Regions from separate parts of the Homo sapiens genome. Here region 1 is linked to region 2. Evidence: read pairs that join two places in POLR2A ChIA-PET (ENCODE). Cell type or tissue: OCI-LY7. All regions are shown on one strand.

Evidence for each region. ChIA-PET counts read pairs that join two places held together with the same protein. Peaks named below come from ENCODE experiments on the same cell type or tissue, not always from the same donor. Only the 100,000 strongest peaks of a DNase experiment are listed, where the experiment ranks them.
Region 1: POLR2A ChIA-PET joins it to region 2 with 9 read pairs; 3 of 35 experiments call an interaction of 5 or more read pairs at or near these places.

The regions. Positions count from the first base shown.
Region 1 is chr7:148,506,206-148,508,705 of GRCh38, reverse strand. No RefSeq gene overlaps it. Among named protein-coding and RNA genes, the nearest start is that of C7orf33, 83 kb to the left of the region's middle. In OCI-LY7, no CTCF peak of the experiment used is centred here; a DNase peak (open chromatin) is centred at 1,435.
Region 2 is chr7:148,812,055-148,814,554 of GRCh38, reverse strand. It overlaps EZH2 (enhancer of zeste 2 polycomb repressive complex 2 subunit), which reads left to right. Exons shown (of 20, transcript NM_004456.5): 15 at 418-596. Among named protein-coding and RNA genes, the nearest start is that of EZH2, 71 kb to the left of the region's middle. In OCI-LY7, no CTCF peak of the experiment used is centred here; no DNase peak of the experiment used is centred here.

The DNA of each region.
Region 1 (2,500 bases), 310 kb after region 2:
AATCTTCAACACCGTCAGCCATTGGGGAGGTGCAAACTAAACCATAGTGAAATTTTACTCCACACCTATCATAATGGCTTAAAAAATAGTGATAATGCCAAATGATGGTGAGGATGTGGAGAAAGTGGATCATTTCATATATTGCTGGTAGGAATGTAAAATGGTACAGCCACTCTGGAAAGCAGTGTGTCAGTTTCCTACAATACTAAACATGTGCTCACCATATAGCCACGGACAACTGCACTCTTGGGCTTTTTTTTTTTCCCAGAAAAATGAAAACTCACGTTCACACAAAAACTTTACATGGGTGTTCAAAGCAGGCTTTAATCATAACAGTCCCAAACTGGAAACAACACAAATGCCTCTTAATGCATGTATGGTAAACACACTATGGGATTAATACATCCATAGCATGGAATACTACTCAGCAATAAAAAGAAACAAACTATTGACACATGCAGCAACCAGGATAGATCACAAGGGAATTATTCTGAATGAAAAAATAAAAAGCCATCCCCAAAGGTACATACTCTATGATTCCATTTAGATAACATTCTTGAAATGAAAACGTTATAGAGATTCAGAAGAAATTAATGATTACCAGAGGTTGGGGCGGGGGCGGAGGGAGGTGGCTATGGCTACAAAAGCACCTGGGATCCTCCCGACTGAAATATGTCTTGACTGTGGTAGTGGTTACATGAATCTACGCAGGTGATAAAATCGCAGAGAATTAAATATACACACAGAGAAGAGTGTTAGTAAAACTGGTGAAATCTGAATAAGATCCATGGGTTGTATTCATATCAGTTTCCTGGTTGTGCTTTTGTACTATAGTGATGCAGATGATACCATTGAGGGAAACCCAGTGAAGGCTATATGGAATCGGAGCCTATAGTTATTTCAAAAGTTAAAAAAGTTCAATATCTACTCATGATTAAAAAACAAAAACTAGAGTAAAACTCTTAGCCTTCCTGGATTTTAGGAGAAATTCTTTATTATGATGAAAGGCATTGACAAAAACAAACAAAAAGACAGCAAACTTCATAGTTACTGACGTAACGTTAAAAGTATCTCCTTTAAAATCAGGATCAAGATAGGGTATTCACGGCTGGGCATGGTGGCTCATGCCTGCAATCCCAGCACTTTGGGAGGCTGGGGTGGGCGGATCACTTGAGGTCAGGAGTTTGAGACCAGCCAACATGGTGAAACCCCGTCTCTACTAAAAATTCCAAATTAGCCGGGCATGGTGGCATGTGCCTGTAAGCCCAGTTACTTGGGAGGCTGAGGCAGGAGAATTGCTTGAACTCAGAAGGCAGAGGTTGCAGTGAGCTGAGATCGCACCACTGCATTCCAGCCTGGGCGACAGAGCGAAACTCAGTCTCAAAAAGAAAAAAAAGGGTATTTACATCATCACTGTACCGAGGGGCCTACCAAGCCCAGTAAAACAGAAAGATGAAATGAAACATGTAAGAGTCAAAAAGGAAGTAACAGAACTGTCATTATGAGCAATTGATATCATTGTCTAGGCAGAAAATTTAAGAATCTTTATAGGCTAATGTTTTGCATAGGGGAATTTAATGGGTTGTTTCAGAAAAATCTCTCCTTGTTTCTTCCTTCTGCCAACTTGATTCATAACCAGCTTGCAGGTGTAAGAGTGCCACTAGTCATAAAGCCTCACTAAAAAAAAGAAACTCCTAAAATAGGAAATTAAATGAAACAAAGATCACGACCTCATCCTTTGAAGCCCCTTAGCATCTCCATCAAAAATTTCATCTGCCTCCTTATCTCCCTCTAAGTAAGTGTGGACTAGTATTTAAGACACAAAATGATCTATTTAACTTTATGATTTTTAATATTAATTATTAGATGTGATGATATTCACTGTGTTTTGTTTTTTTTTTTGAGATGGAGTTTCACTCTTGTTGCCAGGCTGGAGTGCAATGGCGTGATCTCGGCTCACCACAATCTCCGCCTCCCAGGTTCAAGCGATTCTCCTGCCTCAGCCTCCCAAGTAGCTGGGATTACAGGCGTGCGTCACCACATCCGGCTAATTTTTTGTATTTTTAGTAGAGATGGGGTTTCTCCATGTTGGTCAGGCTGGTCTCGAACTCCCGACCTCAGGTGATCCGCCTGCCTCGGCCTCCCAAAGTGCTGGGGTTACAGGCGTGAGCCACCGCGCCAGGCCGATATTCACTATGATTTAGAAATTCACTTGTATGCAATTTTATCTGTATGACGGTCATACAAACTATTGTAGATTGATGTGCCTGAGAACTTAGCCTCCATTTATGGCATTGTTTCTTTGGGAAAACACATTTTGAGTGACAAACAGTCCTTTGGAATGCAGCCTATTTGTAGGTCAGAGACCTTGGTGAAGGCAGAAGTTAGAGTCCCAGTCTGTGTCTCTGTCTCTGAGACAGAGAATGTGACCTTATTTGGATACAGTTTTTGCAAATGCAATTCAATTAAGGTTCTCGAGATGAGATCATCCTGGATTATA
Region 2 (2,500 bases):
AGGGTTTTAGTCTTCAGATTAAAGGAATGTAGCATAAACATAGTAGATTTTTATAATTGTTTAATGAGACTGCACATGAAGCTTGGGTATTAAGGGAGTGTTTAGAACTAGGGGCTATTGGAATGGTCAAGGACCATGGATATTGTTCCATCCAGACCCTTTATTCACACCGACTTTAAATATATACACTATTTAACAAATGAAAAATGGAAAAACAACTCAGTGGTGGTCTTTTTCAGTGCAAACAGCTATAACTTCGCTGTTAATACTTCCATTTCCTTGTCTATATAGTAGGGTAATAAGGTGGTTGTGAGGGTTGAGAGTCAGTGAGATGCCCAGTACAGCCCTTGCCACGTATCTTTCTGCAAGTTTTTGCATACGGTGATGAGTGAAGAACCTCCAAACCTCTCTCTGAAGGTCAAAACCGCTTTCCGGGATGCCGCTGCAAAGCACAGTGCAACACCAAGCAGTGCCCGTGCTACCTGGCTGTCCGAGAGTGTGACCCTGACCTCTGTCTTACTTGTGGAGCCGCTGACCATTGGGACAGTAAAAATGTGTCCTGCAAGAACTGCAGTATTCAGCGGGGCTCCAAAAAGGTGAGCAACAAGTCACTTCTGGAAGATTGTTTGTAGTTAGCTATTTAGTGATGCAAATGTCAGGATTGCCTTAGATGATTTAGCTGGGGCAAAAAGTAAAAGTGATCCTTGAAAGGTGCAACTGATGAGAAAGTGTTCATAATTTTCTCTGGGTAATGCACCCTTGGGCAGTCTCTTCAGTTTTATATAGAGCACCATACTCTGATAGTAGGAGAAACCAGCAAATTCTGAGAAGTAGCCATTCATGGTATCAGATTTAGGAATAAGAGGTATTTTTTCTACCTGTTTAATAGATTATTTGAATTTGTCTTTTAGTTAATAGTTTATCTAGTATCCTTAATGCAAATAAATGGTGATTTCTATCAAAATATAGACTCATTCTCATCAAAGAGTATTTATAGATTCCTTGCTATGTAGAGTAAAAGATGAAATTTCCCATGGCAGGTTTTTATAGACTTACTTCCTGTTTGTTTAATAACCTTGAAAAAAACCCAGCTAGGAACTATATATTTTTAGTCTGGGGAATTGTATGTAGGTGAGTTAACTCTATCAGCCAGGAAGTAATGATTGAGCAAAAGACACTTCAGCAGCATGTATTTGGGAAATTTCGTATCTTTTTTTTTTTTTTAGGGCAGATGATAAGTTCTTTCTTCAGTCAGTTCTTTTTATAATAATAGCTGACATTTATTAAGCATGTAAAAATAGGCACTGTTGTGAGTGCTTTAGTGGATTTGTTCATTGATTCTCCTAACCCTGTGAGTGAGGAGTAAGTGTTAACCCCCATTTTACGGGTAAGGAAACCCAAAGTCACAAGACTTGTAAAGGAGCAGGAGATCAAATCCTCCAGGCTCCCATTAACCTGCTCTTATGCTCTGTGTGTGTGTGTGTGTGTGTGTGTGTGTGTGTATGTGGGGTGTAGAGTAGACATATCTTTGTTGTTGGACCATTTATTTATAATTGAGAACACACTTCTTACCAGCAAGTCCCCTTCTACCAGAAATTCTGCTCCAGGCAAAACATTGAAGTTCTCTTGGTTTTGTTTGTGTCTTTGAACCAAAGTCTGTGTTTATGGCAGAGAGTTGTGCAGGGTGGTGGGCTTTTTGTTTTTAGCTTTGACTTTTTTCTTTTCTGTTAGACATTTAGATGATTTTACTCTAGGCAGTTATATGTCCATTTAGGTCATTGGATCACAGTGACTCTGGTTCCGTTTCCGATGGCATACCTGCTCAGACCTAAAAATCTCAATTTCCCCCCCAAACAACTTACCATTGTACTCCTTCCTCACTTTGTTCAGAAAGTGGGCAATTCTATTCATACTGACATGTCCTCTTTGTAAGACATTTTTTAACTCTTAAAAATGTTAAACTATGTAGATACCTTTTACCAGTTGGGTTTCATTTGCATAGCAGTATTTAGCTAATTTAGTTTCTGATCAGAAGGCTATTTGGGAAGTTCACATGACAGGTGAGTGGTAAGATGGTCCAGAATAGGAATAGATAGGAAGCCTTTGTAAAGGTCACAAGAAAATTTTGGATGAAAGCATAATACTGAGCCGTGATGAAAAATTGGCATATGTTGGGGAACACATCCCTAAATACATAATTTATAGCAATGATCATCTTGGCATTTCTGCTGAAAATAGACTACTGGACTGACAAGATCATGATAACACCTCCCGGTAGTTTCTTGTGTTATCCTGAGGAGGTGGGGTGGAAGAACAAATCCAAAGCCAAGCTGCTATGGGCTTCAGAGGGAACCAACGCCAGTGAAGAATCAGGGGGTGTCCTGGGGCTGAAAATGGAATAACTATTAATAGAATCACTTGGGGAAAGTAGAGGGAAAGGTATGGAGAGGAAGAGTGATTTGGTGGTGTCCTTATATTAAATTCAGGTTGAAAGTGAATT